Regions from separate parts of the Homo sapiens genome. Here region 1 is linked to region 2. The links are chromatin loops, found by intact Hi-C in ENCODE. Cell type or tissue: pancreas. All regions are shown on one strand. Region 1 overlaps PPP2R5E (protein phosphatase 2 regulatory subunit B'epsilon). Region 2 overlaps PPP2R5E (protein phosphatase 2 regulatory subunit B'epsilon).

Region 1 (8,000 bases), 130 kb after region 2:
CCAAATAAACGAATGAATAAATATATGAATAGATGGCTATATACACATATACGTTAAATTGGCATAATTGTCCTGAAGAGAAAACCGATAGTATTCTATCAACTTAAATTTAGACCCAACAATTCTGTGAGAAATAATCAGATATGTACAAAAGATATATATACAAAGGTTATTGAATGCACCATTGCTAATAATTATTAGAAAATTGGAAAATAACTTCAAAGTTCCTTAGTAGGAGGTAATTGTACTGTGGACATTCATATAGTGAAATATTCATCAGTTTGTAAAAAGAATGTGATAGACCTACTCAATGATCTATTTTAGGTGAAACATGCATTGTTATAGAACAGTATAATTTTTGAGCCTGTATCTGTTATTTTAGGGAAAAATAATGTTAGTATTTTTGTCTTAGTTCTTTTGTGCTGCTTTAACAAAATGCCTCAGACTGGGTAATTTATAAAGAACAGAAGTTTATTTCTTACAGTTCTGGAGGCTGGGAAGTTCAAGATCGAGGTGCTGGCATCTAACGAGTGTCATCTTACTGGGTGTGCCCTCACATGGTGGAAGGCAGAAGGATGAGAGAGAGTGAACCCATGTCCCAAATCCCCTTTCATAGTGGCATTAATCTATTTATGAGGGCAGAGCCCTTATGACCTCAACACCAAAAGGCCTTACTTCCCAACACTGTTTCATTGGAGATTAAATTTTTATCACACGAATTTTGGGGGACACATTCAGACTATAGCAATATGCATTAACAATTTTGAAAGGAGTTCTACCAAATTGTTGTTAATTGGCTGGAAGGGGGTGATTATGTGTGATGATCTTCACTTCCTATTTTTTAGATATCTCTATTTTTTATATAAAAAAAATAAGCATATATGTTGTAATCAATAAGAATAAAAAATTTCATCTGCAAGTACATTCTCATTTTATTGCCTTGCATTTTTCATAAACCTCAGCTGATTTTGTGCATTAGCCTTCCTAAGACTATTTTTGTATGATAGCACCATTCTTTTATGCCCAGTATTCGTTGCTTCCTTCCTTTCACCATTTGTATCTGCCCTTTGAAAATCTAAAGCTCAAATGAAAGCTTCCTGTGTTGCCTCAAGTGCCTTTTTCAATACCTTGAATTTTTCTTCCTTATCAGGAAGCAGTATAGATTGGTGGTTAAGTGTACAGACTGATTTGAATTCGGGCTCTGCCATTTTTTTTGTATTCGACCTTGGACAAGTGACATAACTACTGTGTGCCTCAGTTTCCTCATCTAGAAAGTAGATGCAAAATATCATAATCACATTGTAAGGTTGTTGTGGAGATTTAACAACTAAATACCTATACAAACTCTCAGAAGTATTCCCAACACATGGTTCATATTCAGTAAACGTTATGCTGGTGGTGTCACTAATATTTTTATTAGGATTCTTGTTTTGAGAACTTTCTTAAGCTCTGTTTTCTTTAATAGCTTCAGTCCATGAAATCATATAGTGTTAGCCTGTCATGTCTTACCTAGCATGTTATGAATTATTTGAAATCCAACTCTTATTCTAAAAATCATTGGTATCCATTCAACTCTACGTATATGGTTCTTCACAGGCTGTTGGGTTCTCTTAAGATGTTACATGGGTTTCCTGTGTCTCTGGATTCTCTTCAGTTCCACTTTGCCAACTGATTTCCTCCAATCAGTGTTGAACATAAATGTTTATTAGTGCCAGGAACGTATAATTTATAATGTGTGAAAACCAGGGATAGCCCATTTAAATCTTTACAGAGGACAGACAAATGGTACATGATTAAGTAGTGTTGGTATGACCAAAGGAGTGATGGAAACTGTGGCGATTTAGAGAGCTTGGATCCTGCTGCCAATCCGCTCCCAGTAACGGTTGGTCTCTAGGTAAGTGAGCCAAGTATTGCTAGATCTTTTGGCTTTTCAAGAGAAGCTGGAAAGCCATATTTTGGTAGAGCCAGACAAAACAGTCTGTTGTTTTTCTTTTTCTTTTTTTTTTTTTTTTGAGATGAAGTCTAGCTCTGTCACCCAGGCTGGATTGCAGTGGCTCGATCTCGGCTCACGGCAACCTCCGCCTCCCGGGTTCAAGTGATTCTTCTGTCTCAGTCTCCTGAATAGGTGGGACTACAAGCATGCACCAGTATGCCTGGCTAATTTTTTGTATTTTTAGTAGAGATGAGGTTTCACCATGTTGGGCAGGCTGGTCTTGAACTCCTGACCTCGTGATCTGCCCGCCTCGGCCTCCCAAAGTGCTGGGATTACAGGCGTGAGTCACTGCGCCTGGCCAACAGTCTGTCGTTTTTCATTCAAGGGTTTTGAATGTTTTTGTTTGAAGGGTTTTGTTGTTTTTTATTCTAGAATAGTATGACTGGCTCACTTGAATTTCAGTGTGATTTTTATTAAATCTAGATTTACATAACCTGTAGCATTTTTTGTGTACTCACTTAAGTGTTTGGACAAGAAAGCTGTTAGAGATTTATCAAAGATAGTCCATTCATTGCATAGTGCACTTTTGTCTGTGGTAATGTTGATTTCAGACTTAAGTAACTTGGTTAACTGCCTTCTAGAGCTATGACTATGTAGACTTGCCTAGGCTTTATGGAACAATTTTGTCTATTCTTAATAAAGATAATTTTCATCTGTATTGGGATGGTTGGGAAAATGGTTTCTTTATGATCCCCCAACCCCTTCTTTAGACCTAAATGAATTAGCAATACTTCGATTATTTCATTGGGTGGATTATTGTGGCAAGAGTTTAGCAACATATTTCTAAAGATTACTTTCAACTACTCTGCAAATCTGAAAAACAGTCAGTGGTTGCTGAGAGACATACTATTCAAGTATCCCCGTAAACATATGTACTGCTGGAGATTGCTATTTAGTAATTTGTACTTCACATTTGCTGTTATATTTAGCTGAAAGGTACTGTAATTATCATGTAAATTATGCAGATCATGCAAATCATTCAGCCTGTCCTTAAAAGTGACCTTTTGTTATTGTGTTTTTAAAAACTCAAGACAAATTGGACATGACACAAACCAACCTATTAAAAAAATTTTAGTTCTAAACTGAAATAAATTCCACAAGGCCTTGAATCTCAGCTCCAATACAAAGAACTATTTTCCAAACGAGTTCCTTGAATATGTCAAAATGTTTACATTTCTCTCTCACAGCCTATAGCAAGTAAGTGTTGGGAGCATTTATTTCTACCTGGAATTTTATGAGATAGCCATTGCCAATTACCAGTTAACATCACTTCATCCTGTCCTGTCCAGTGTATAACTCAAAAATCTTGTAAAAAGGGCTTTATTGCTCTGACTCCTGCATTCAGAGCCAGCTTCCTGGTTGTATAATTTGTGCAGTTGTGCTGGGCCCTGTGCTTAGAAGGGCCCTGTGCTTGGTTTAGTGCTCTGCTCTTGCTGTCTTGAAACTCTTAATACTTTTTGAGCAGGGACCACCGCATGTTTATTTTGCACTAGGCCCCACAAATTATGTAGCTAGTCCCTGCCTGCTTCCCACTAAGTGCATCATTATTTAGCACAATAGCTCTTTCTTGAATTGCTGACCAAATAGGTTGTCTTAAAAATTTAAATCACAAGGTTGTCTTGAAATAGATAGTATGCTCAAGGGGAAAAAAATGGACTTCTTTGGTTTGTGGAAAGAATGCTTGAAATTAAATGGAGGAAAATAAAAGCGTGTGACTTGGTGGAGTTGTTCATATTTGTACGCCTTACACTTTCGAAAGTTTTGTATTGAATTTCCATAGGAGTCTTGGAGTCAGAATTGCCAGAAGCTTGTGATCGCAACCTTTTGATGCCTTGTCCCCATTGTCCTTTCTCAGTATTTGCCCCATAGGTTGCTTCATTTTATACAGTGCATCCCTTGAGTCGTTCTGATTCACTGGAGTCAGACTACCTTTGGCTCTGGTTTCTTTGTTCTGGGCTGTTTTCTCTGTATTTGGCCAAGGTGAAAGTATGAGGAAGATAGTTTTCAGGTAGTAGGAGAAAGTTGCAAACAAAGCCAGAAATGTGGACATCTGATTTTAGTGCTCTGTGGCACTTTGGATGAAAACATTTAGAATACCAATTTTATCGGTTATCTATTTGAAGAATTCTGATGTTCTCTAAAATCTTACTTTACATGGAATAGGGCAGGGTAATTCTTTATTATAGCAGAGAGCAACTGGGTTGTTTTGCTCGAAACCTTTTGCTCTTAATGACTTTTAAAAATAGTTTTGATAATGCCTACTTTTAAAATTCCAATATGTTTATATGATTTTTAATGAAAAATAGCAGTCTCTTGCCTCATCTTTCTCCAAACCAGAGTCCTATTTCCTAGAAGTAACCACACTTAAGTCTTCCAGTTGTTTCTGTATATTTATTTCCATATTTCTAAACAGCATGCTTATACTGCTATTTTTTAACTTGTGATTTTAGATTTTATTTATGTCTATTGACTTCCTACTGTAAGCCATTATGTATCTCCCACTATAACTCCCTCTCTACATTTGTTATATCACAAAATTTGAATGAATCACATGATAGATGAGTACTATTGTATACATGTTGTTCATTCCAAGGCACATAATTACATTTGTTTTCTTGTAGAGCTTTTTTTTTTCTTTTTTTAACCCTGGAAAATAGGTGCCTTATTTTTTTACTTGCTTTCCTGTGTATTCATCACTAGTGTGTGCTTTAATTCTCTGAGAGTAACCATACAGCCCTTCTCAGTATGGCCCACATATCAACTAGTCTATCAGTTACTTTTTTTTTTTTTTTCTTGGAGACCTTCTTCCTGGAGCCCTGGTCATCCTGCTCTAATTGGCACTCTGGGCCATCCACACAGTCATCCCAGCACTTCCCTTTGGTGCCCTTCTAGACTGTGTCTTTGCTTGTTTAACTTCTTCTTTGGTGGAGCATATCTTCTAGATTCTTCCTAAGAAAGCATGAATGGGATGTAAGTGTTCTGAGATCACTTGTCTGAAAACGTCTTTATTCTGCCTACATTTTTTTTTTTTTTTTTTTTTTTGAGACAGACTCTCGCTTTGTCGCCCAGGCTGGAGTGTAGTGGCACGATCTTGGCTCACTGCAACTTCCAGCTGCTGGGATTACAGGTGTATGCCACCACGCCAGACTAATTTTTGTATTTTCAGTAGAGACAGGGTTTCACCATGTTAGCCCATGTTGGTCTCAAATTTCTGACCTCAAGTGATCAGCCCGCCTTCGTCTTCCAAAGTGCTGGGATTACAGGCGTGAGCCACTGTGCCCTGCCTGCCTACATACTTTATTGACATTTTGGCTAAGTGTAAATTTGGAACTTTCCCAGATGTTTTAAGGAATTGATCCATTGTTTTCCAGCTTCCAGTGTGGGTATTAAGAAGGCCTGCACCAGGTGAATGCCTTATCCTTTATAATGACCTGTCTTCTTTGTATCTTCTTTGAGATCTTCTCTTTGTCTCCACATCCAGAAAGTGATGTGCTTTGGTGTGGATCTTTGTTCATTTATTGTGCAGAACACTTAATGGACCATATCTATATTGACATTGATGACTTTTTTTTTGTTGGAAATTGAATTGAATTATTCTTCAGATAATTTCCTTCTCTTCATTTTCTGTTTTTCTGTCTCCATGTCTTTCTGGATTGCTATTATGTATTGGATCTTCTGGTTTTTAAAATCTTCTTCTATATATTATCTCTGTTTTTTGGTTATATGCTCTGGGGTAGAGTTGCTCATTTTAATGTTCTAGTGCTTCTGCTAAAATTTTTATTTATTATATGTTGAACTTCTAAAAGCTTTTAAAAAATTTCCTGAATATCCACCTGAATAATAGCACTGTTTTATTTCAAGGATCCAGCATATTTGTTTATCTTTGAAGATGTTAATAGTTTCCTTCTTGCAATTTTTTTTGGTACTCCTAGCATTGTGCCTGTTTCCTCTGAGTTCCTTATAATTGTTTGTTGTGGTCTTTTATGTTAAAATATCTGGTGATCTTTGACTTCATAGTCATAATTACATGTTAGTCTACCGAAAAGTTGCTTAGAACTTGTGTATGTTACCGTGTGCACATGTGTGTTTATATTTGCATGGTGACACTTGGCAACTGGTGACTTTGAATGGCATAACTGGTCAGGGACCTTGCCATTTCATTAGGAAACCCTCAGCTGTTAGCATATCTGTAGGTCTTTCCTCTTGAGGCTGTCAGTTTCTTCCAAAAGGGACTTTCTGATCTTCTGACTTATACAGAATTGGGAGCCTGGTCAGGGAAGAAAGCTGGCAAATATGTCACTTTTAGGTATGCAGAGTTTTATTTCATCCCATTATTTCCAATAAGTGCTTTACTTAACGTGTATGATGTCTCCAAGATTAGATACTTACTCATTCTCTCCAGACTTACATTGTAAATCATCAATACACCACATGGGATAGGGATCTGGGGGGTCTTCTACAGACTTTCAACCAGTCCTCCTGTTTTTAGCTATTTCTCACACCCTTACCATCAAATATATCTGGTGCCTTTAGTTTTTAAGCCTTGTAAGGGTTCCGTGGTGTGAACTGGCCTGCTTCTCGTTGGCTTTCTTCCCTGCTTGCAGAATGGAAAAACACTTAGCAGACTGGAGAAAGAGGAAACTTAAGATAGTTACCTCTTGTCATCCACTTCCATCTTTGAGAAGTCTACAAATAAGTCTAAATTTTCTCTCCAGTCCTGTCTATGCCAAGGCTTTCTTCTATTCTTATTCTTTCACTGTCATTTTAGGGAGGATTCAAGAGGAGAGAGGTTCAATCCCCCTGCCTAGCTGGAAGACCCTTACAGCCCTTTTTCATTTCACTCTTCTCATTTCATTGTAGATTTATGAAGTTCAAAGAAAGGTTATTTGGCTAAATCACTATGTAGTTTAACCCTATTTGTGAGCTTCAAGAAGGCTGGTTTTTGTAAACCTGGAGTTAGTATGTTGACAGGTCTGTCTTTGCTCTGTAATCACCTTGGAAACGCTCCAGCTTCTTAACTTCTTTTCTTTGACTACAAGCTACCTGTTATATTAGGGATGGCACAGTCCACTTAGGCATTTACAGGTGTGGGATTATATTTCTTTTTTGTGTGGGAGTGATTGGGACTATAGATATGACTAAGCACACTCATATTATTTTGTTTTGGAAATCAGAGCTCATCAGAGTTCATCCTACCCCCCCTTGTTTTGGCCTGTGCACTATTATATTTCTCTCTCATACATCATAAAATCATCAAAAGCATGTTCTCTACAGAGAAGCAGAAAAATAGTTTAATACTGCAATTCATCTTTCTCATAGAATATGATACATTTAATATTTGTGGCTTTGTAAATATCTAAAGTTAGGCACTCGGCAATGCATTTTGTTGAGAGCCTAATGAAAACATCAAACATTTCTTGCTTAATTATTGTGTATTCATTAAACTCAAGATTAACAGTATACAAGGAAGGTTGATTCAAGTTTTGCTAATACTACACACCCTCAAACCTTCTCTTATGTTGGTTACAAGTTATTCATTAAAGCCTTTTGAAACACTTAAAAGTAGAAACGAAATTTAAAAAATAAAACTTACAAGGTTAATTATTTCTATTAACCTTGGAATGGGAATGGGTGGATGGGTGGATTGGGTAGGTGGATTAGAGGTCTTATGTCATTTGGAACATGTTATAGATAAAGAGATACTGAGTCTATATGGGGCCTTTTTTTTTTGGCTGGTTGGGGCCACATGCCTTTCTTTCCTAGATAGAATGTTTTCCTGTGGAAATGTATTAACTTGCCCATTACCTCCCCTGATGGGCTCCAAAATTGTTCAACAATGTGTATGTCCAGCAATGAGGACCATCGCTGGCACATAGAAAGAACTCAGTACGTATGTATTTATTGTATTGCTGAATGGGCAGAGAGCTGTAGTTAACAACATCTTCTGTTTGGATAGGCTGCTAGGAAAAGCATGTACTATTGAACCTGTGAGGAGCACTCATATCCC
Region 2 (8,000 bases):
GAGATAGAGTCTCCCTCTGTTGCTCAGGCTGGTTCACAGCAACCTCCACCTCCTGGGTTCAAGTGATTTTCCTGCCTCAGCTTCCCGAGTAGCTGGGAGCACAGGTGCCCGCCACCATGCCCAGCTAATTTTTGTATTTTTAATAGAGACAGGGTTTCACCATGTTGGTCAGGCTGGTCTTGAACTCCTGACCCCAAGTGATCTGCCCACCTTGACCTCCCAAAGTGCTGGGATTACAGGTGTGAGCCACCGTGCCTGGCCTGAAATTTGTTAAAAACAAGTTTTTTGGTTTTTTAAATTTTCTTTTGAGACAATCTCATGCTGTCACTCTGGCTAGAGTTCAGTGGGGACAGAGTGAAAGTGCAGGTTGAGGCCGGGCGTGGTGGCTCACGCCTGTAATCCCAGCACTTTGGGAGCCCGAGGCAGGCAGATCACGAGGTCAGGAGTTTGAGACCAGCCTGGCCAACATGGTGAAACCCTGTCTCTTCTAAAAATACAAAAATTAGGCGCGGTGGTGGCACCTGTAATCCCAGCTACTCGGGAAGCCGAGGCAGGAGAATTGCTTGAACCGGGAGGCAGAGGTTGAAGTGAGCCCAGATCGTGCCATTGCATTCTAGCCTGGGTGACAGAGCAAGACTCTGTCTCGGGGGAAAAAAAAAAAAGAAAGTGCAGGTTGGGGCTCACTGTGGCCTCTATTTCCTAGGCTCAAGTGATCCTCCCTTTCCCGAGTAGCCGGGATCAACTTCCCGAGTAGCTGGGACTACAGAAGCATGCCATCACGCCCAGCTAATTTTTCCATTTTTTTGTAGAGATGGAGTTTTGCCATGTTGCACAGGCTGGTCTCGAATTGCCATGGTGTTCCCATGCCAGGATTTAGGCGTGAGCCACCATGCCCGGCCCAACACGTTTTTAATATGAAGAATTTTTTCTAAATTAGGCATTTCAACTTTTGTTTGGGTATGTGGTTACTTTTTGTCCCTTTTAATTTTCATCATGTTTGCTTCATGTTTATGAACAGGTGTTGTTTGAAAAATATCAGAACATAGCTTTTATAGTGTGGAAACTATCAGAATTTACCTTTGAGGTGGATGTTTATGTGCTGAATACTGAAGAATGGGAGAAAGGGGATATGAACAACACAATGAGCTTTAGTGTGGCTTGGAGGAAACCAGGCAACCTGGTTTGCTAGTTCATTATTGCAGACTTATTTCTGTAACAGTTTGTGAAATCAGAAGGTATTATAAGAAAAACTGGAATGTAACCGGAAAAGATCCTCAAAATTTAGCTTAGGATATTTCAAGCTTCTATTTTTTCCATATGAATACTTTTTTTAAAAAAGAGAGAGAGATTCATAAATAAGATTCCAATGTTTATACAAAATTTTTGGAAACTGAATACTGATTACTGTAAAGATGATATATCTACCAGTCAGTAAAGATGAGCTCCTGTGAGCTTTGGGGGAGAAAATTTTGACTAGAGATTTTGCTGGTAAAAATGAAAATAGTCATTATGAGGCTTTGGAAAGAAAATGTAGGAAACACTGTAGATTGAACTATGCTTGAAATACAAAGTTGGGAGACACTGGTTTTTAGTAATCTATTTAATCTGAAGTAGATATGTAATGGGTGTTAACTTCTGTATCTGTAAAGGACTTCATTCTGAGGAAGCCAGTTAAATTTTTTTTTTTAGAATTAGAAGGAATTTAAAAACTTACACTAATTTCTTGGATCTTATGGTAAACAATTAAATTAGGACTTCACTGACCACTCATAGTCAGGGTATTGGTTTTGTGGGTAGTGAAAGAAGCATGCATGAGAAGAATTTGGACACATGCTTTAATGTATTTTTTCTTTAATGCTTTCATGTCTTTTTTCTCATTTTAAAAAATTATGGTAAAATATACATAACATGAAATTTACCATCTTAACCATGTTTAAATGTGCATTAAGTGCCTTGACATTGTCATGCAACTGTCCCTACCATCCATCTCCAGAACCTTTTCATCTTCCCCAACTGAAGCTCTGTACCTGTTAAACACTGACTCCCTGTTTCCCCCACCAGCCCTTGGCAACCGCCATTCTGTTTTTTGTTTCTATGAATTTGACTACTCTAGGTACCTCCTATAAGTGATGCCATGCAATATTTGTCTTTTTGTGACTGGCTTATTTCACTTAGTCAAGTGTCTTCAGTGTTCATCTCTGTTGTAGCAGGTGTCAGAATTTCATTCTTTTTTAAGGCTGAATAATTTCAGTGTATATACATACCATATACTTTTTAATCCATTAATTCATTGGTGGACACTTGGGTTGCTTCCACCTTCAGGCTATTGTGAATAATGCTGCTGTGACCATGATGTACAGATACCTGTTTAAGTTCTGGCTTTCATTTCTTTTGGGTATGTACCCAGACGTGTAATTGCTGGATCATATGTTGAATTTTTCAGGAATTGCCATACATATTGCCACAGCAACTGGACCATTTTTCATTCCCATTAGCAATGCATGAGGGTTCCAGTTTTCTATATCCTCACCATCACTCATTTTCTGCTTTTTAATTTTTTGATAGTAGTCATTATAATAGGTATGAAGTGGTATTTCAGTGTGATTTTTATTTGCATTGCCCTAATGATTAGTGATGTTGAGCATCTTTTCCTGTGCTTTTTGGCCATTTCTGTATCCTTTTTCTCACTTTTAAAAGTGAAGTCTGCTAGTGTTGCCAGTTTTCCAAGAACTCTGCTTTCCAAGAATGTGATTTTTTGAACTTGTATATTTTGCCAGTATGAGAGAATTGGAGAGTAACAGGACTATATACTCACAAACCTAATTCCAGAGTGACTAACAGTGATTGTTATGTAGTAAGCACATTCTGGGTAAATACTCTGGAAAGTATTCTATAAATTAGAAATCCATCTCTGTCTGTAGAATAACATAAGGAAGTATAATCAGAAATAGACTTCAGTAATGTGTATTTGCTCTTGATTTTCTAGGAAGTAATTTATGGAATATAAAGAAAATGTAGGAGGAATTTCTTTTCTAGGATTTTATTTTTTTTGGCCATTGCCTTAAGAGAAACCAGGATAAACACTATATGCATGCTAAGGGTAGTTATTGATTTAATTTTCTATAGTATTGCTTTGACTAAATTGGGTTAATTTTATTTGGAGTACAATATAAAATATGGTTGAATTTTGTGAGTTGTTTTAAATAATGAAGTCAAAGAGGTGTCCTTAAGGTCTTTAATTTCAGGGGAGTTTGAATACGATAATTATACAAACAGTGATTATGTAACTCATCTTTTAATATGTCATTTTTGAATGCTCAGATATGCATTAATAACCACTCGTTTTGTGCATGCATTATCAGAATGTTTATTATATGCATCATAATCTTTGATTTATAAATAATACTGCATTAATTCTTAGCGTTTTAAAGTCTGTTCACTTGCAAAACTGCAACATAATGTGAAGGGAAAGTTTTTGTTTTGCCCTATTTCTTTTTTTTTTGAGATGGAGTTTTGCTCTTGTTGCCCAGGCTGGAGTACAGTGGTGCGATCTCAGCTCACTGCAACCTCTGCCTCTTGGTTCAAGTGATTCTCTTGCCTCAGGCTCCTGAGTAGCTGGGATTGCAGGTGCCCACCACCACACCAAGCTAATTTTTTTGTATTTTTAGTAGAGACGTGTTGAGACCAGCCAGGCTGGTCTCAAACTCCTGACCTCAGGTGATCCACCTGCCTTGGCCTCCCAAAGTGCTGGGATTACAGGCGTCAGTCACTGCGCCCAGCCTATTTTGCCCTATGTCTAATAGGTGGGGTTTTGAAATCTGTATCACTGATGTTATTTCCTGTAGAAAGCAACACCACCTGTAATTCTGTATAAATCTACCTGGTTTTTCCGTATCTGTGTGTTAGGAAATTATAGGATGAACTTTGCAAAGATAGACATTTACATTTTCTCCATCTTTATATGCTTTTGTGAAAGTGTTCTTGGAGAGCCTTAACATTTTTGAGGCTGGGTATGGTGGCTCACACCTATAATCCCAGCACATAGGGAGACAGAGTTGGGAGGCTCGCTTAAGCCCAAGAGTTTGAGACCAGCCTACGCAACATAGTGAGACCTCATCTGTACAAATAATTTAAAAAATTAGCCAGGGTGGTGGTGTACACCTGTGGTCCCAGCTACTTGGGAGGCTGAGGCAGAAGGATTGCCCGAGCCCAGGAGGCTGAGGCTGCAGTGAGCTGTGATTGTTCCACTGTGTCCAGTGTGGCTGACAGAGTGAGACCTTTGTCTCAAAATAAAAACATTTTTTTCTTTGAGTCTAAAAGATTCTTACTCATTCACTGATAGGGAAAACCTAGTAGAGGTTTAGTGCCTTACTTACTTGATAAGAAAGTAAAATCTTGGGGGAGGCCGACAGGGGGCGGGTCATTTGAGGTCAAGAGTTTGAGACCAGCCTGGCCAACAGGGTAAAACCCCATCTCTGCTAAAAATCCAAAAATTCGTGGATGTAGTGGTGTGCATCTATAATCCCAGCTACTCAGGAGGCTGAGGCAGGAGAATCACTTGACCCCGGGAGGTGGAGGTTGCAGTGAGCTCATATTGTGCCACTATAAACTCTGTCTTAAAAAAAAAAAGAAAGTCAAGACTTGGATACTTTCCTTACACTTACACAGCAGGACATGAAGCAAGCCTTGACTGTTATCTAGGTAAGTTGTTGAGTAAGACAGTCAAACTAAACAGTTAGGCAAACACACAAACACACACACAAATTTATGTTAATAATAATCAGTGGTAGTAGCACCTGGCTGGGTGATTTATGTTCTCTCCTCACCCCAGCCTCCTGTGCCTCATTTCCTTGCGTTGACTTTAAGCAATTCTGTAAGTTTAGATTTGGGTGAACGTTTTCTGAAGAATACTGCCTCTTTGAAGATGGAATTATAGTGAAAGTAGCATTGTTATTTCTTTTGTTTGTTTGTTTTTCTGAGACAGAGTCTCGCTCTGTCACCCAGGCTGGAGTGCAGTGGCGCAATCTCGGCTCACTGCAACCTCTGCCTCCCAGGTTCAAGTGATTCTCCTGCCTCAGCCTGCGGAGAGTAGCTGGGATTACAGGTGTCTGCCACCACATCCGGCTGATTTTTATATTTTTAGTAGAGACGGGGTTTCTCCATGTTGGCCAGGCTGGTCTCGAACTCCTGACCACAGGTGCGTCCGCCTGCCTAGGCCTCCCAAAGTGCTGGGATTCTTGGCATGAGCCACCGCGCCCGGCCGCCATTGTTATTTCTTGTCTCACAATTCATTATACATTTCCGAGGCATTTTGCAGATAGTTTGTACATTCACTTTTAGATATTCTTACAACTATGATGACTAGACGGAGTTTAGCTCTTGTTGCCCAGGCTGGAGTGTAATGGTGCGATCTCGGCTCACCACAGCCTCTGCCTTCCGGGTTCAAGCCATTTTCCTGCCTCAGCCTCCCAAGTAGCTGGGATTACAGGCATGCGCCTCCATGCCCGGCTAATTTTGTATTTTTAGTAGAGATGGGGTTTCTCCATGTTGGTCAGGCTGGTCATGAACTCCTGACCTCAGGTGATCTGCCTGCCTCGGCTTCCCAAAGTGCTGGGATTACAGGCGTGAGCCACCGTGCCCGGCCGTTTTCGTGCCTTTTTAATGATTGCCTTTTTCGTCTATATCTGCTTTGTGTATAGTAAAGTAGGCACATGCAATATAATACCAGATTTTTATAACGAGTGAATGTGCTAAAACCTATTAGAATAAGAATAGTCTCTTAAGAGGCCAGGTACAGTAAATAACTCACACCTTTAATCCCAGCACTTTGGCAGGTCGAGGTGGGAGGATTACTTGAGCCCAGGAGTTCAAGGCCAGCCTGTGCAACATAGCAGGCCTGTCTCTAAAAAAAAATACAATAAAAAATTAGCTGGGTGTGGTGGTACACACCTGTAGTCCTAGGTACTTGGAAGGCTGAGGGAGGATAGTTCGAGCCCAGGAGATCGACGCTGCAGTGAGCTGTGATTGTGCCACTGCACTTGAGCCTGGGCAACAGAGTGAAATGCTGTCTCAAAAAAGAATAGTCTTTTAAGGAATAATGTCATCTATTTTAGTGGTTACTACACTCCATGTCGTGATACATTGTCGCATGGGTTTTGTTGGTCCTCAAGAGTCCTAGCTTACCACTAGCTGGGTTGCCTTGGACAAATGCGTTAACTGCTGAAAGCTTTGGTTTTCCTTGTCTGTAAAATGATGATGACGTTAATAGTCAATAGATGTGACAGTGCCACATTCAGTAAATACTAGCTGTTGTTATTTAATGGGGGTTTCAAAAGTTAGAATATGAATAATATGAAATTTTTATGACATATTTTACTAGTAAAAAGGTGGAAATTGGAAATTTCTCTGAAAATTATGAAGAGCATAATTTTGCAGCCACAAACGTTTTTCAACCAAAAATTTCAAAGAAGCAGTTTTTAAATATGGTGAATTTAATATAATAGCTATTCTAAACATCTTCACCTGGAGAGTTGCATCTACTGCATTAGTATCTTGCCATGTTATTTAGTGTAATGCTTTTTATTTTTAATTTATTCATTTTTTGAATAGATAATACAGCCATATGGTTCAAATTCCAAAGGTTACAAAAGGAAGTGTAGTGAAAAATCTTCCTTCCATCCCTTCTCCTAGTTTCCCTTCCCAGAAGCAACCAGTCATTATACTCTTGTATAGTAGGTATAGAGATTCTTAAATCCTTGGTTGGATTTAAAATGCAATGAGCAGCCTAAAATTATGTGAACATTTTGTATGTGTGTATCTATTTTAAAAATGGGGAATCAATAGGGATTTTTCAGATTCTCAAAGGGATATCTGACTTAAAACGGGTTAAGATCTATTGATCTAGTTTGTACCTTTGACTAATGATGTGTGTTCTTCAGGCATCTAAGATTTGTGTGTGTGTGTGTGTTTTGAGATGGAGGTTCGCTCTTGTTGCCCAGGCTGGAGTGCAGTGGCCCCATCTCGGCTCAGTGCAACCTCTGCCTCCCAGGTTCAAGCAATTCTCCTGCCTCAGCCTCCCAAGTAGCTGGGATTACAGGTGTGCGCCACCACACCCAGTTAATTTTGTATTTTTAATAGAGATGGGGTTTCACCATGTTGGTCAGGCTGGTCTTGAACTCTTGACCTCAAGTGACCCTCCCACTTTGGCCTCCCAAAGTGCTGGGATTACAGGCATGAGCCACCGCACCCGGCCGTGTGTGTGTGTGTTTAAAAAATAACCATAAGCTTTACTTTCGAACTGAAAGAACATCTATATGTTAATAGATGTTAAAGTTCAGTTTTAGAACCTTTGAAAAAGTGTGGTAATAATTTTTTTGGGGGGAAGCAATTTTAAGATCTTGCACAAAAGCAAGTGCCAAACTATGTTATTTTTTTTTTTCTTTTTAATTTTATTATTATTATACTTTAAGTTTTAGGGTACATGTGCACAACGTGCAGGTTTGTTACATATGTATACATCGCAAGGACAAAAAACCAAACACCGCATGTTCTCACTCATAGGTGGGAATTGAACAATGAGAACACATGGACACTGGAAGGGGAACATCATATACCAGGGACTGTTGTGGGGTCGGGGGGATGGGGGACGGATAGCATTAGGAGATATACCTAATGTTAAATGACGAGTTAATGGGTGCAGCACACCAACATGGCACATGTATACATATGTTATTTTTTTCTTTCTTTCTTTTTTTGTGATGGGAGTTTCGCTCTTGTTGCCCAGGCTGGAGCGCAATGGCGCTATCTTGGCTCTCTGCAACCTCCGCCTCCCGAGTTCAGGAAATTCTCCTGTATTTTTATTTATGAAAGATTGTACCCAGTTGTAATGAAGAGATAATTTCATTCACTTTTAGGAAGGAATATACATTTTTTAATATATCCTAATAGTTTGCTTCTGTAGCATAGGTAAAATTATTGTACAGAGTTTTATGTGGGCCAAA

Evidence for each region. Hi-C counts contacts between places; a loop is a spot of excess contacts. Peaks named below come from ENCODE experiments on the same cell type or tissue, not always from the same donor. Only the 100,000 strongest peaks of a DNase experiment are listed, where the experiment ranks them.
Region 1: a loop joins it to region 2, with 3.0 times the contacts of the local background. A loop is called at or near these places in 28 of 110 quality-filtered maps.

The regions. Positions count from the first base shown.
Region 1 is chr14:63,400,423-63,408,422 of GRCh38, reverse strand. The region is part of intron 5 of PPP2R5E (protein phosphatase 2 regulatory subunit B'epsilon); the gene reads left to right. Among named protein-coding and RNA genes, the nearest start is that of GPHB5, 85 kb to the right of the region's middle. In pancreas, no CTCF peak of the experiment used is centred here; no DNase peak of the experiment used is centred here.
Region 2 is chr14:63,530,924-63,538,923 of GRCh38, reverse strand. All of the region lies in intron 2 of PPP2R5E (protein phosphatase 2 regulatory subunit B'epsilon), which reads left to right. Among named protein-coding and RNA genes, the nearest start is that of PPP2R5E, 8.5 kb to the left of the region's middle. In pancreas, no CTCF peak of the experiment used is centred here; no DNase peak of the experiment used is centred here.